2 separate regions of the Homo sapiens genome follow, and region 2 is linked to region 1. A link is a loop called in an ENCODE intact Hi-C map of the cell type or tissue named here. Cell type or tissue: prostate gland. All regions are shown on one strand. Each heading gives the region's core, and the rest is flanking DNA. Links, peaks and the distances in the headings are about the cores only.

What was found. Hi-C counts contacts between places; a loop is a spot of excess contacts. Peaks named below come from ENCODE experiments on the same cell type or tissue, not always from the same donor. Only the 100,000 strongest peaks of a DNase experiment are listed, where the experiment ranks them.
Region 2: a loop joins it to region 1, with 2.2 times the contacts of the local background. A loop is called at or near these places in 6 of 110 quality-filtered maps.

What each region holds. Positions count from the first base shown.
Region 1 is chr16:24,744,148-24,752,490 of GRCh38, reverse strand. It overlaps TNRC6A (trinucleotide repeat containing adaptor 6A), which reads right to left. Exons shown (of 25, transcript NM_014494.4): 3 at 1,678-1,765. Among named protein-coding and RNA genes, the nearest start is that of TNRC6A, 19 kb to the right of the region's middle. In prostate gland, for the core only: no CTCF peak of the experiment used is centred there; a DNase peak (open chromatin) is centred at 4,050.
Region 2 is chr16:24,790,310-24,798,652 of GRCh38, reverse strand. It overlaps TNRC6A (trinucleotide repeat containing adaptor 6A), which reads right to left. Exons shown (of 25, transcript NM_014494.4): 6 at 6,836-8,343; 7 at 5,004-5,180; 8 at 3,934-4,109; 9 at 2,714-2,746; 10 at 1,083-1,163; 11 at 687-738. Among named protein-coding and RNA genes, the nearest start is that of SLC5A11, 51 kb to the left of the region's middle. In prostate gland, for the core only: no CTCF peak of the experiment used is centred there; no DNase peak of the experiment used is centred there; H3K27ac peaks cover 869 bases.

The DNA of each region.
Region 1 (8,343 bases), core at 244-8,243:
ATACCTATGCATCCCTTCCCAGGCACCCCTAAGAGCAAGCAAAAGGCAGGTGGCTAGGGCCACATCATCTCCTCTCATCTCATACTTAATTCTCCTCCCCTAATACTTGCTGATGACACCCCTAGGCTCAGGACATGCAGAACTGAATTATTTATCATTTCTCCTTTCTTTGTATCCCCTAGCCTGATTAACTCCTCTCAAATGTAGTCACTCATCTGGAACCTGCGAGTCAATCTAAGCTGACTCTCCCTCTATATCCTTTAAACAAATTCTGTGGATTACTTTAATAGTCCCTTCACCAGTATTTCACACTCTGGTATCTACCCCCTCTAAACCAATTCCACAATTTTCCAAGGTAAACATACTAAAATACAAACTTTTATGTCACTCTACTAAAACATTTTCAGCATTTTCCCCAAAGCCTTGAGAAAACCTCCTAGCCTTTCCTAGTTCAACTCTTCAGAGTTCTACCCTTGGTTCCCTCCCTTTCCCCCAAGCAAAACCCATCCTTTAATGCATACAGGCTACCAAGTATTTCTGAGTTTTCACTGTTTGGAATCCTTTTCTATTCTGCTCCTTATTCACCTAATTTCTACTCTAACGAAATTTCTCTGTCCCTCTGCCCCATTTCAGCCTGAGTTATGCACCTCTCTCTCTGTACTGCAACAGTTCCCCATAAATGCCTCACCTGCCATTTTTACAGCCTGTGTTTTCCCCTATTAAATAATGTGGACATAAGTATCTTGCTATAGTCTACATCCAGTTCCTAGCACAATGCCTGGCTCAAAAAAGGCATATATTAGAAATTAAAATAATTTTTCATTACAACAGATAATTGAAACAGTAATTTCACTAGGTTTTTAGAGCATTTTAATGTCTTGAAACCTTGACATAGTAGGAGATGAGTGCCCATTTAGCTAACTATTATCAGTTTTTAGTATTAACAATACTAATACAATTGTTTGGTATGTAACAATTAAATGGAAAATTTTTAATAATTACAGATTTTTTTAACTTACTTTGCATTGAATTATAGTTTCCTATACTAAATTAGCTAGTTTAGAATTCCCTTGCAGTAAACAATGTCCGAGGTTTATTTTAAGGCTAATGTACACTGCACACTTTAAAAATCAGCCCAGGTACTAAATAAAGAGGGAAAAAGAAACTGACACTTTACTTCCTATTATGTCTATTACATTTTCCTTTAATACTCTATTTCTGTATTACATATAATAACATCATCTCAATTCAACCCTCATTTAACAAAACACAAGGAAACTAAGGCCCAGAGAGGCTAAATAAAATCTAAAGTCACACCATTCTATGTGCTATGTGGGAGAGTGAGATTTCAAATACTCTCAACTTGGCTGCAAATTCCATGCTCTTCCCACTTATAAAATGATATATTATGAAACACCTAGGAACAGCTATTTGAAAGATAAAGATCCATAAAATGTACTTACCTTTGAAAAACTATTGACAAGATTAAATATGCATTAAATTGTACAAACTCAGCAAGTTACTTTATATGCATATTCAAAGACATTAAATATTAAAATGAATCTCCATTAAAGCTAAAACATTAAATCAAATAAATGCCTTCAAAATCTGTAAGAGTAATTTTTTTTTAATTCTATGTTTAAACTGCTTAATATAAATAGTTTACACACATACTACCTTCTTTTGAGCAGCTTCCTTCTTTTTCTTGTCGTCTTTTTTCTTTTTCTTTTCTTCCATCAACTGTTCTTCTTCTTGCACTAAATCCCTGAACCACACAGTTGCAATTAAGTTTCCCAAAATGTATTAAGAAATAAAAATAATGTTGCATACAGATTCATTTTCACTTTTTCACTCTTATTAGAAGACATGGCAAATTATTATTTTATCATTCATTGAAATAAAACACAACCTGCAACCTAACCCTAACTATATAGCCACTATATGGTACAATTCACTTTAATAAGCCACAAGTAGCACAGCTTTTATCTCAATATCATATCAAGGAAGACAACCTAAAATTAGCAAATTTTACATTGGGAAACAAGCAATTTCCTCCAATCCTAGAATGTAAACTTCATCATTTAAGCTGGAGTTACCTTGCTACTGGCCCCAAGTATCAATTAGTAGCTAATGGCAATGCCTGAGACCTCCCCACAATCCTCTCTCACCTAGGTTTCTGGAAGCTACCTTTAGTTTTCCTTGCTCTAAAAAGCTTTGTAAATATTTTTAGAATATAACTTATTAATAAATAGGTGATTTGTATTTCAGCATTACAACAATTTCATATTCTATCAACATTCCAAGGTATTCTATCAATTCTTGGGAAACAATAACGTACTCTTGTTTGTTCTGAGACAGAGTCTTGCTCTGTCACCCAGGCTGGAATGCAGTGGCATGATCTCTGCTCACTGCAGCCTCCACCTCCCGAGTTCAAGTGATTCTCCTGCCTCAGCCTCCCGAGTAGCCGGGTTTACAAGTACCTGCCACCATGCCTGGCTAATTTTTGTATTTTTAGTACAGACGGGGTTTCACCAAGTTGGCCAGGCTGGTCTCAAACTCCTGACCTCAAGTGATCTGCCCACCTTGACCTCCCAAAGTGTTGGGATTACAGGTGTGAGCCACCACGCCTGGTCTAATAATGTATTCTTCATATTAGTTTGTTTAAATTTTAAAAATCTCAAATGGTTAAAGTTGTCAACAGAACCTCTGGTTCAGGATTTCAAAGTGACAGACTGCGCAAATGTGTTTCAGGAAACAGGTTATTACCTTTCAGGAAAAAGGGTTATTACTTTTTTATTCTATTCAAAGCAAATGAATAAGCAAAAGCAAAAGCCACCCCACCCAAGAATAAACATAAGAGCAGTCTGAAATAGATGTTTTAGGCACCATCCTTTCTGGTGGAGCTCTAGAGAGGGTTCCAGAAGACCAGAGCAAGAGAGCATGAAGCAAAAAGACTGCCTAAGGAATAGAAAAGCCATAGCTACTCAACCCCACCCACTTCCCATCCAGATGCCTACACAGCCACAGATAGTAGCTGCTTCTAAATGCAGCCTCAAGCCAAAGAAATACTCTCTAAAGAAACAAAACCTTCCACAGGAGTCTGATAGGTGCTTGAATGGGTTTGGTTGTCCCAGAACAAAGCCCATCTTACTGGAGGCTGCTGCCACTCCCTCCATCACACTGTAAAGTAAAGCTTGCCAATCAACACCCTTCACACAGATCAGCCTTCCCATTCAGGGAAGGAGTCTACTGGGCAAAAAAAACCTTTGCAAAGGCGGAAGAAACTCACTCCGGCTACCTGTAGTCATCACCCTAAAGTCTAGACCCTAAACCTTCATTCATAATACCAACAACCAAAATAACCAGTTACCCAAAGAAAAGCATCACACAAAATGAAAATACCTAACTCTGCCCTGAGGAAGCTTTCCAGAGGGGACACTAAGAATATCAGGCAGGGGCGTGGTGGCGGGCACCTGTAGTCCCAGCTACTCGGGAGGCTGAGGCAGGAGAATGGCGTGAAACTGGGAGGTGGAGCTTGCAGTGAGCTGAGATGGCACCACTGCATTCCAGCCTGGGCGACAGAGCAAGACTCTGTTTCAAAAAAAAGGAATATCAGGCAGAAAAAGAGAGATTTGGAGATATGAACTAGACATTTTGGAAGCTGCACATTATTTATCAAGGCTGGAATGCATATGGCAGTAGGGATGTTGAAGAAGATAAAAGGAGAAAGACAAGTGCCTAAGAAACTGGAAGGGGTTGTTGCTATAGGTGCGCTGCAATGAGATTAAACAAAATTTAAGTTGGCTTTGCTGATGGAACAGACTGAGAGGAGATGCAGACACCGAAAAATGAAATGAATGACATTATGCACAATTGATAAAAACTTAGTAAAGTATAGGACTACTAAAATCAGCTAAAAGGATAACTGGAAGAAGAGTATGATAACTGTTGCTATACTTCGCTGTCATTTTGTTACAAGCAGAAGTGTCATGTGGCTAATGGAGTAACATAACAGATTCCTGCCAACTGTGGCCATGACTCACTCTCTTTTGAATTCTGTGTGCAGGAGGTAGTAAGACTGAACAAGCTCACTCACACTACAATCCCAGGGAAGTCAAGGAGCAAGAAAGCCACAGCATATGAGAGCAGCAGAGTAAAATCAGTAAACAACGGCAACTAGGTTACACCACTGTCATGTTACCTACCCTGAGACATGCAGAAGTCAAGATTAAAAGCTGATTACTAGTTAAAAATACTTAATCTTCTTCAGCCTCTGTTTCTTCATGAAAAAACTGGGGGCAAATGACCATACATGTCAATGTCTTAATATTTTTATAAGAATTAGGACTGCTTACTTAGCACAAAGCTTATCTAGTAAGCACTCAATTGCCTAGCCATGAATCCAACTCACCAGTCCTCAGTGGCACCCAAAAGGCTGTCTTTACCCTTCTTGTGTCAAAATAGCACAGGTACTTATTCAGAAACATCTAGCACCTTCAGCATTTGTTCTTCATGTTCTGCTGTGAATTACAGACATGTCCTTTTCTGATCTTCTATGTCACTATAATTTTACTCCATGTAATGGTCTCTATCTGGAGTATTTTCTCCTTTCTCAAACTTCATTTTCAAGACTTTCTGATGAGGTTACTAGCAAGTGTTTTCCTGGCCAAAAATATCCCCTTTAGTACTTAAAAGATGTACCAGACATTTCTTCTCAAGGAAATATCACAGTATCAGCCGATACTGTAAGCACAGAGGGGAGTAAGTTTTGTTCTTCAACACTATCATCACAGCCAACCAGTCATGCTTTTTCCCATATCTCCTCCTTCAGAGAAAGCCAACTGGAAAAACAACAACAACACCTGTGCCCAAACACGTCAGCTTCCAGGAGTTAAATGTTCATAGAGACTCACTTAAGACATCTGACTATATCATTTACCACAACTATCAAGAGGAGCAAGGACTGATGGATTTGAAAGGCCTAAGTGGGCCACCCTGTTTGATGCACCTGCCACCAAGACAACACTCCAGTTAGCAATCATCCATGCCCTGAAGGCTACTTTGCAGGATACCTCACATCTGTAAGTTCTATGAATCTACCTCGTTGTCTGTAAAAACCAGACTCCCCTTTTATCAGAACTTGACTTATGTCCTGCATCTCATGTATAAAGGCTTTGAGGTGGCCTGTAAAAGTCAATGCCACTGAGGGAACTTTCTAGGAAAATGGAAATGTTTTCTAACTTGATTGGAGTGATAATTACAAGGGTGTATACATTTGTCAAATCATTCACCTACACACTCAATGTTTGAATTTTACTGTATGTAAATTGTATTTTAAAGTTGGTTTCATACATTGACTAGGGGAAATGCAATATCTCGATCTGAAAAAACAAATAGATCAAGATTAGGATTCCACACAACAAATCAAGCTAAGCTTCAAATTTTGCCCGTATCTTCCAGTAGCCACTACAAATGATTTACTTGTACCGTTCAAGAATGCGTTTCTGGCCGGGTATGGTGGCTCAGGCCTGTAATCCCAGGAGTCTGGGAGGCCAGGAGTTTGAGAACAGAATGGGCAACATAGTGAGAGTCTGTCTCTATTTCAAGGGCCTATCAAGGGAGCAGGGTACACCTTGGAGGTAGAATGCCCCTTCCTACTCTTGCGCCTCCTGACACTTGATGGTCAATTTTTCCTACATTCCCAGCCCTGAATATCATTAAAATTAATCCCTTCTGAAGGGTACTCTTGTACTTGCTATCAGAAGTATGTATGGACTAGCACTAAGCTTCTGGTGAGCAATTTGGAAGTATCTATTCACAATGAATTTTTAAATGTCACTATCTTATGATCCATCAATTCAAATCTAAGCCTCTGAAAAAGGAACCGTACAAAGATAGACACCGCAGCATAAAATCATAACCAAAAACCAATCAATAGGGAAAAGTTAAATCATCCTGTAATCACACCAAGGAATACTACACAGTAATTTTAAAGTGGGGCGGGGAGTAGATTTCCATAGTGTACAGAACCAGCTCCCAATAGAAACCTCAAGCACTAAACTTCTTATTTATTTATTTAGAGACGAAGTCTCACTCAGTTGCCCCGAGCTGGAATGAGGTGGTGCTGGTGTCAAACTCCTGGGCTCAAGCAATCCTCCTACCTCGGCCTACCAAAGTACTGGGATTACAGGGGTGAGCCACTGCACTCAGCTAGGAAACATGATTTTTTTTATAGGAAAAAAATTCCTACAATTTTGTAGAAACAACTGAACACATCTGAAATAAGAAAACAAGCAAACATTTGGTACAGGTTGTAAACAAGATTAGTGAAGTAAGACAGGTATAAGAGCTGTTTCAACTGTGGAAGGCTTTATGGAGCAGTAAGAAGTTGATCTGGCTCTTGCAAAAGAGGCAAGATTTTTTAGGAGCACAGAAAGGTGTGGGCACAAGCGAAGTATGGAGACTTGTCAGCATGACAATTGCAGGGACCAGCACTGACTGGAATTGAAAAAGGGAGGGAAAATGTTGGGTAAGAATAGGCAATAAATTGGCAAAAACAAGGGTGAGAAGACTGTTGCGAAAATCTAAGTGAATGTGTAGTTCCCCAAACTAGCATGGTGGCAGTGAAAAAAGCAAGCAAAGAATAAATCTGAGATAACTCAAAATATCCTAACAATTAGCTGGGGGGGGGGGGGATGGTACATACCTGTAGTCTCAGCTACATGGGAGGCTGAGGCCCAAGAATCAACTGAGCCTAGGAGTTGGAGGCTGCAGTGAGCTATGATTGTGCCACTGCATGCCACCCTGGGCAACAGAGGGAGAAATGACAATAATGGGACAAGGGGTTAGGTGTCTCTATTTTGCTTTAGGAGACAGAAAACAGGAAGCAACTTTCCTGAGGGCCCAACTAGCCTATCAGTCAGCAACACACCACAAGCTAGCTCATCCTCACATAGAAGCCAGCTGTATGTTACAAGCTAGAAATAAAAATACACTTTACATCTTCTGCCAAAAAACATTCTGTTCTCCTACTTTCTCCCATGCAGATCCCACCTTCTTCTATTTCCTTCCAGTCTTCCTCTTTTCCCATTTGATTGCCACCCCCCATTCCTTTTCTCATTTTTATCCTCCTACCTAAATTAATCACCAAAACCTGTCTAGCACTACACAACAGGAAGTCACTAGCAACCTTCAAAACTATAGAATTCACCAGACAGTAGAGATGAAAACTGAACTGGAGCAAAAATAGGTAAGGAAGTTGGAGATTTGGATCGGTTTTTCAAAAGCTTCAGCTGTAAAATGAAGAGAATAGGATAAAATGAAGTTTTGCATATTTTTTAAAGTAAGGACAACTAATAGTTATCTGGAAGTGGAAAGGGGTCATCGTATTGAAGGGTGGGGAACATGCTATTTACAATAACTGACAATTATCTGCAAATACAGTAGTTAAATAAAATGGATATATCCATAAAATGGAATATTATGCAGCTGCAAAACAAAGGTCTCCTCTACACCCTGATGTGAAAGGATCAGGAAGGCTTAAAGTTAACTGGAAAAACAAAACAAAATCTAAGGCTCAGTGTGCTATCTTTTTGTGTTGGGAGGGATATGAATATATATATATTTACATGTCCTTGTACGTGCATAAAGAAATTCTGGAGACGTGTACATATACAAATTAATAAAAAATATATATTTGTGACAGAGTATGAGCACAAAAGAGGACAACAGACAGAGTGGCAGCAATGCTGTATATTTCTTAGCTTAGCTTTAGCTGGCATGTCTTCCCCTTAGGAAGGAAGGAGAATAGCATACAAACAGGTAGCAGTAAGGATCCAGATGACAGTATGGATCTCAAAAAGTGGGAAGTTGAGCTTGAAAGGGGCTTCCACTAGCACCATAATTTGAGCGATAAATTATGCTAATAAAAAATTACAAACAACTGAATAAAATAAGAACCCATGGGTCCATACTGATATGAATGAATGATTGAGTGAGTGAATGGAGAGAAGTACCAAATCTTACAGTAAAATATCAACTAATGTAAGAAGAATGGTTGACTTTAAAAATCACTACTTGGCCCTACTGGTTAAGGCAAGCACATTGATGAGAAAACAAGACATTTACGTACTCTCAAAGTATCTCCCAACAATAGTGTTATTAATTACAAAGGGAAAAATACTAACTTTGCAGTGATGAAACCCGACAGAGACCACCTCACCCAAGCAGTTGAAGTTAACCATCACCAATAATGGGATAAAAGGATATCAGGCATCTCCTGACATGATGTACTGAGAACACCACATCAATTCTGTACTATTCCTGCCAAAACTGCATAACCTG
Region 2 (8,343 bases), core at 100-8,099, 46 kb before region 1:
ATTATTTCCATCTACTGTCTTGGTTTGGAGCTTTGAAATAATTACTGGCTACTGCAACAACTATCTACTGGTTTTGCTATCTTCAGTGTCTTTTCTCTATCTCCTGCTGCCAATGTTTTCTATCCTATTTTCAATCTATAATCAAGATGATTTTTCTAAAACATAAATCCAAACCATGTCATTCCCTTGCTTCACTTTAATCCCATATTTTAAGAATAAAGTTCAAATTCCCAAGCTCTTCATGACTCAGCACCGACCTTGTTTTCTAGCATCTTTATCCAGGTGATCTTTCACTACCACCACCACGGCTGCCCCCACCAAAACTGTTTTTCTTGACTCATTCTATGGAATGACTTGCCATTCCTCCAGTATAGTTTTAAGAGTCTGTCATACATCTAGGCCCTTCTACGTGCTGTTCCCTAATCAAGAAGACTATACCCTCCAATCTGAGTAACTCCCTCTTGGCAGGATTATGTGTAAAGTAATCAGACTAATATCACCACTGATCTGCACAGTGGTCCTGCACTTTCAAGGCACATGCACTCATTTAACCACAGCATGTGTACGTCTATTGGAGAGCACAGCCTCCCCTGTCCTGATCTACGTCAGGGCTCTTTCAGTAGAATCATGTCATGGATGTGCGTGTCCCTCAATGAGGAATATAAACAGATTTAATTTTCTCTTACCTCCAGAAAGGTCCATCTTATTGCTTTGTACATTTTCCTCTGGTGAGTCTCTCTGAAGAAAGAAAATGCAGCATGTTAGCAGACCTTAATTTATCAATGAAAACAAATAAAAAATGAAGAATTTTACTGTGTTTCATTATCTGTGAAATTCAAGTGGATCATAAAGCTTCATTTTTCACTGCCTAATGTAATTTTTAAAATGTTTTAAAATAAGACATGTGATTGAAGTTTTTAGCTAAAACCATAAAAATGAAGGTTTGGAGGCCGATTTTACTCTAACATCAAGTACATTCCTAAGGACTCGAAGATGAAAAATAATTCTTAAAAAGAGTGAAATCAAGATAAATCATGGACCACCATTAAAAGAGGAAGGAGCTGCTAAGAAAACATACTTACCGAAAAACTGATGTTTGAAAACTGTTTAACAAATGGATTTATCCACGCTTCTTCTTGTTTGTTTCCACCTTTCATCATTCCCTTTGTAAAATAAAAGAGTAGAAAAGATGCCATGGCCATCTCTGTTTATCTGGGTATAGTGACGGATTAATAAAACTTAAGACAATCCCCAATTCTCATTTTTAGCCAATAATTTCTCCTCCAATCAACTCTTATCAGAGTTGTTAATAATTAAAAATCAACTTATTTGATTTTCAACTTCCTTTGCTCCAGTCCTCTGGTATAGCTGTAATGTACAGAGAAATCTCTAAAGGCAAGCAGTCAGAAGGAAAAGACGGAAGCAAAAGGCCTCGATGACCCACAAATATGAAAACAGGGCCTCTGAGTAACGGAGAACTGTAAGATTAGTTATAATTTAGATTTCTGGAATTCTCACTCCAAACCAAAGTAAAAAAATAGTGACTAGGTTCTAAGGTTAGTCCAAAGAAGCCAACTTAACCCCTAATTTAATTATGCTATATGCATCCTACTGAAAAAACACCATGTGTTTTCCACATGAAAAAGTATTTTAAAATTTCAATTTGTGTTGCCAAGAACACAACATCTCTAGCAGAAGTTGAACCTGGGATTCCTCCTGCTTAGGGCTGGCTCTCTGCGGCTGGTTGGGGTATGGGTGGTACGCAAACTCCATTGAGACATGAGTTAAGAGGATGGAGGGTCTGTGATCAGCAGTCTGGTAGACAAGGAGGCTGGAAGCCATAGAGATCTATGTCTCTCATTATGGTCTCACTGGACCATTCTCAGTCTGTTGCCTTCATTACTTCATTACCCCTTCCCATTGCTACTGTCCATTCCTTCTGACTGTGGAACAGAACACAGCTTCACAACTTCCCCCCAAATGCAGGTCTCTGAAGCAAGCATCTAACTCTCTCCGCAGATTCTGAAGTTGGCTTTGATCCCTTTTCCTTTCACCCCATCCATCCCCATACCTAACTAGTTGCCAAGTTCTTCTGTCCTTTCTATTCTGACTGAAATGCCTCTCAAATTAGTCCCTTCCACTATATATCCATTCTTATTTCCCAACTCAAGCTGTCCTTTCTAGCTTGAATTAACGCAGATGCTCCCTGAGATCCCTAACTGTGGTCTCCCCTCTGCACCAATTTATATTTCATACTATCACTGATTAGCTTTCTTTTAAAATTAGTAATTTAAAAACCCCACTGATGTTGTTTTCTACTCAATTTCGTTGGTTCCATATTTTACACAAAATAAAGTTCAAATTCCTTGGCATGCTACTGAAGACACTACAATCTGCCTCAACTACAGAGCCAGATCTCTTGTCACTTCTTCCTAAAAATTCTACATTTTGGTTATGTTGGGCTACTATCTTCCTTAACACATCCCATCCCAAGCATCTTCCAAATTCAAGCTGACACTTCTATGAAGCTCTCCTAATGCCCCATACTAGACTGTGAGCTCCCGAAAGGTGAAACTCATATCTTAGTGTATTTGAATCCCCAGCACCAAGCACAGTACCTGGCACACAGCAGAGGCTAAATAAATGTTTGCAGTTGCTTTCTAAAGATTTTTACTAGTAGAAACAAAGGAGAAAGAGTAAAAAGGCTACACACCCTTTCCCTTCTCCTTTTTTTGCCACTCAGACCCTGTAAGGAAAGACAAAGTCACAAAACAGCATGGTCCAGTGGGAAGAACATGGGGTTTGGAACTGGAAGACCTAAACTTAAGTCCTTACTCTGTCGCTTACTAGTTATCGCAACTTTGGGCAAGTCACCACCTTTTCCAGTCTCAAATTCATCAGTGTCCTATCTTAGATGGTTGTGAGGATCAAATGACTTATGTAAAACATGTAAAAGCACTTCATAAGCTATATGGCAAGGCAATAGGCAAATTCAGCCAAATGAAAAATTTTAAAAATGAAAATGGCAGGTCCTAGACTTAGAATCCCAGGATTAAAAGTGAGGAACCTTGGCAGTTACCTAGTCCAGCTATCCACTGGTATCTGACTTCTAAGGTCCCTCAAAAGGTAATCATTCTCAAGTAGGGTGGGTTAGGATGTTATGTTAGAACCACCTGGGGGACTGGGCACATATTTTGAAAATGGTCCCCAGGAGGATCTGACAGCAGCCCCCAGTGCCACCTCTTAAGAACCAGTGCTCTAAATCAGTGCTTCCCAAACCTGGCTCTGCATCAGAGACATTTGAGGAGTTTCTTTAGGATAAGAAACTTGGTCCAATTTCCAAAACTTCAGTAGACCTGAGGTACAGGAAGCTGCATTTTTAACAAATGCCATGGGATTTCGATGTACAGCCAGCTTTAGGAATATGATTTGTCCACACATAAAAGCAAAACCAAGCTCAGATCATTCCTAGGGATTTTTGTCACAGGACCTTTTGGGATGGGATAGGGACAAACATGACAGGTGAATAAGGAGGATGGTGACTCTGGGTAAGCGGGTGGCGGGGGACTCCAGGTGAGGAAATGAAATGGGAGATGAACTGGCAGTGGGATGGAAAGAGTCAACATGGAGATTTGCCCTCCTCTTCATCCTCACCACTGCAGGCACCACCCTAGGATGAGGGGTTGTCCCAGGCAGCACTGGTGGAGGGGGAGGAAGAGAGAAATCCCAAGCTGTAGCAGTGGGGAGAAAGGAAGTTCCTGTGGTCTTTCTTATGTTTCTCTAGGTGGCTGCCCATACAAGTGGCTATACCTAAGGTGGGGGCTGCCTGGACTGTACTGACCGCCAGAAATGGGCAGGCGAAAAGTTAATTTTCTGTGGGTAAACTACCTTTGGAATTTAAAGTTTCAAGGGCTTTGCCCTTGAAATGTTTACCTTCGATGACATTTTCTTTGTATATGGTGGCCAATTTAAAGATGAGTTAAGCTCTTGAGATGAATTACTATTCCACATTCCAATCTCCACATCCTCTTCCTCTTCCCAGCCAGTGGGGCGATTTCCAGGCAATGGCATATCATCACCACACCAGCCATCTTGCATAGATTTTGGCCCTGATTGTGGATTTGTGATATAAAGAGAAACATACTTTAATAAAAGAATTCCTTCTGGAGAATAAGTATATATTAAAAATTGGGTAGAGAACCTAAGAAAACACACACGTGCACACTTATTTCCCTTCCTGCATCTGCACAGAAGGAAAGTATGTTTTATACTGAGCTAAACCTTCCATGAAAAATAATATATTCTTATTTAAAAATTTAATAAAACTCCTCCATGCCTTTAACAAATCATAGTTCTTGAACATGGACAATGGTAGCACTCTTGTTTGTACCCACTTAATAATCTGCATAGTGATGCACAGGACAAAGAAGATGAATGAAATTTGAAAGAATTAATTTTTATATATATTTTTAGGGAGAATGGCCAGAGAGTATTCAAAGCCTTAAGCAGAAAGCATCTTATCTTCACACATGGCCCTTGGGATTCCTACCGGGCATCTTGTACACAGCCTATGGGATAATGACAATGTTAATTTCAATCTTGGGTCTTTTCTGAACTATGCTAATTGTAACTTTCAGGGAATCATCTGACAGTCTGAATATGTGTCCTCATGGCTACACTAGTTGGCCTCTCAGGCTGGATGGCATGAAAGTTGCTAGTAGACTCTTCCTAGATAACCTAATTTGGTAAAATATAATTTAGATTTGATGAAGTATATGCAAATGAATAGTTACAGTTCTAAGAAATATGAGAAAAGAGGAAAATTCAGAAAGAGAATAAACCACGTTACAAAATCAAAGAGCAAAATACTGAACATCATCTATCATGTTACATTATATGAATATATTATAAATAACATAGAAACCTTATCTAATTATTTAATTATAGTCAGTGAGTGTTCGCCACTGCTACATAACAGCTACCAGGCATTGTCAATAACTTACCAGATTTGCTTAATGCTTGTGGACCAACAGAGCTGGAGCCCCACGTGGATGTGCTGGATGCCGCAGCAATGGGTTCCCCCCAGCTGGGACCACTGTCTATGGGCTTACCCCATGCTGAAGTACCATTATCCACAGTTGTGGCTGGAGTAGAAGGCTCCCCCCAGGGCTCACCCCAGCCTTTAGAAAGTGTGGGAAAAGAAGTCATCAGCATAGAAGGTAAGGAGGTGCAGTGGAATAAGGGACAATAAAGAAAACTTAGGGACCAAGGATGAAGAACTTCATGTTTATGTACTGAATAATGATACTGTGATAGGCAAAAAGATGGCATCTGTTTTATGTTAAAAAAAGACAAACTATTTCCCATTAATATAAGGTGAGAATTTTTTTAACTTTTTTCATAATTACCCTCTAGACCTAGAGCTGATTTTTGCATAGTTATGGAAAACCACTCTCCTTTGAGCATCAGTTTAATTCCTGAAAAAGTCAAGTCATTCTAAACCAAACCTTGTAAATTGGAGCAGGTGATAAGCTGGGTGACAGTGTATGTATAACATCTGTACCAGCTGGGTACAGTGGCTGATGCCTGTAATCCCAGCACTTTGGGAGGCTGAGGCAGGTGGATCACCTGAGGTCAGGATTTTGAGACCAGCCTGGGCAACATGGCAAAACCTGGTCTCTACTAAAAATACAAAGATTAGCTGGGCGTGGTGGCACACACCTGTAGTCCCAGCTACTCAGGAGGCTGAGACAGGAGAATTGCTTGAACCTGGGAGGTGGAGGCTGCAGTGAACCGAGATCATGCCACTGCACTTCAGCCTGGGTGACGGAGAAAGCCTCCATCTCCAAAAAAAAAAAAAAAAAAAATTGTGCCACAAGTGTACCCCTTCCACACCACCTACACTGGAAAAACAATTTACTACCCAGCTAACAATAATGGGTCACCTACTTTTTACATATGCTGAACAATGCTTATTTTAAAATCTGAAGTATTAGGCTGAGGTTGTCCAAAGCAAAAAAAAAAAAAAAAAAAAAAAAAGCCATAAATGTTTCATTAAAAAAAATCAAAGCCAACAGGCTTCATCTTAGATACATACTTCTTCCTTTTAAGAATCAAACCTAAATTAATACAACAAACTATACTTAGACTAAAAAAAAAAAATTCAGTGCCAAAAAGTTAGCTCATGAAAGCACTCCCATATCCACTTCCAATGAGACTATTAAGTCAATAAAACTTTTATTAACAAAGACAATGTAGCCAATCACACTTAACAAAAATGTTGTTGGGAAAATTTGCAGAGATAGGAATTAGTTCATTATTAGAGAGGAAAGTAAGGATATACTAGAAAGGTATTGTCAAATGTTTTAAATACACAAACATATATACTGTATCTAAGTAGAGTTGGATTTCTCACCTACTTAAAAAAAAAAATCCCTTCTAAAGCCAAATATACAACCTAATGTTTAGAGAGTACTGTATTTATGAGATACTTGTTTTATTTCTGGAGATATTTTAGTCAAATAATAAAACCACAAGTTAAGGCCTAACTCAAAAACAACTTGGAGAAGTGTACAGCATTCCCACTTGACCGCCTTTGTCCAATTCGCCTTCTCTTGCATTTCTAATAGAGAATGAAGTGTGCAGGACTCAAACAACACTGCCAAAAGTGGAGTTCTGTTCTCTGGTGGTAAACATCACCCCTATAATTTTTTTCAAGCTGCTTCTGGATTACAGTAAGAACAGCCTTTGTGTGCATATCCAAGTACTTTGTTATACAAATCTTATAATAACAGTAAGTTAAAACAAGGCTTGATTTCATAAAATAGAAACTTACCAGAGCCACTGCTTGCCTCTTTGTTTGAGATGGCACTTGCAGGCGTTAGCAGCTGATGTACCTGTGCTTGCTGGTCTGAACGGCTGTTGCCATTTGGGACGTTTTTGTTCCACATGTTCACATTTTTGTAGTTGTATTTGCTTGGATCTCCCCAAGCTGAAGTTCCATCATCAATCTCCATTTTGCGACGTATAGATTCTGGGGATGGTTCCTCCCAGCCTGTGGGTTCTTCTTCTTTTGCTGGGGCTGGTATAGGTCCCCCCAGCCAGCCTGTACCAGGAGGTTTGCCTGTAGCTGGTGGGATTCCCCAAGATCCAACAATGTCTTGTTGCTTGTTCCAGTCTGGAGAGCTGACTGGCTTTGACGAATCTCCCCAACCTAGAGACTGATTAGACTTTGGAGGGTCTCCCCATCCCTGGGAAGGAGTAGGTTTAGAAGATTCATCCCATCCTGATGAATTATTTGGATTTATGTTGTTTCCCCAAGTGAAAGAACTAGTTTTACCAAGTTCGTTCCAACCGGAAACGGACCTGTCACTGTCACTACCTCCTGAGCTGGATTTCTTATTGGCCTCACCCCAATGGTTATTCCTTGAAGTTTCTCCCCAGTTATCACTGGCAGAAACAGACCACCCTTGGCTTGATTTTTGTCCATCACCCCATCCCTGTTTATTCTTTTGCGAGTCATTCCATGCAGCCTTCTCCTCTTTGCAATTCCCCCACTGATTGCTCTTGACCATTCCTGTAGCAGCAGAATCATCTTCCCACCCCCCCTGGCAGTTTGAGCCTTTGGAATCTCCCCACCTCAGAGCAGGTTTGGGATCGCCCCACCCTGATACAGATGAGGTATCATTACCATTAGGGCTAGTCTTATCTATACATGCCCCTGAGTTAAAAGTCTGTGTTGCAGAGCTTCCCCAGGCCTCTGTCCCATTGTCAGTCTTTCGTTCCCCTCTAGGTGATGTTTCTGTATCCCAGGCAGTATTCTGCTTAATAGGAGTCTGTCCCCAACCAGAGTTGGACAGGACACGTGGATCTAAGTCAGTTCTGTTTACAATGCTTTGGAGTAATGTGTGCTGATCAATTTTTCTTCTGTCTCTACTCTGACTTTCCCCAGTTCCTTTTTCCTCAAGGCGTCCAGTGCTTTCTGTACTACCATCGCTCTCCACTGTACCTCCTGTTTTGGCCCACACACTGCTTTGCTCATTTGTCTGAGATGTGGCAGAACCCTGATCCTCTTCCTCAGTAGATTTCCATCCATTTGTAAACGTCTTACCATTGCCATTTGCACTATCATTGGAATGCTGATTGCTAGGCAGTTTGTTCCACTCAACGCTGGGTAAATTAGTGCCAGTGTTTTGTGCAGGGGTTCCCCATCCTCTTCGACTTCCTCCAGAATTTGCGCCATTTCCACTTCCCCATGATGTACTCTGGGAGTTTGCTGCACCAGATTCCCACACACCACCTCCTTTGTTTGTGTTAACTTGAAAGTTAGTGCCCATAGGACCA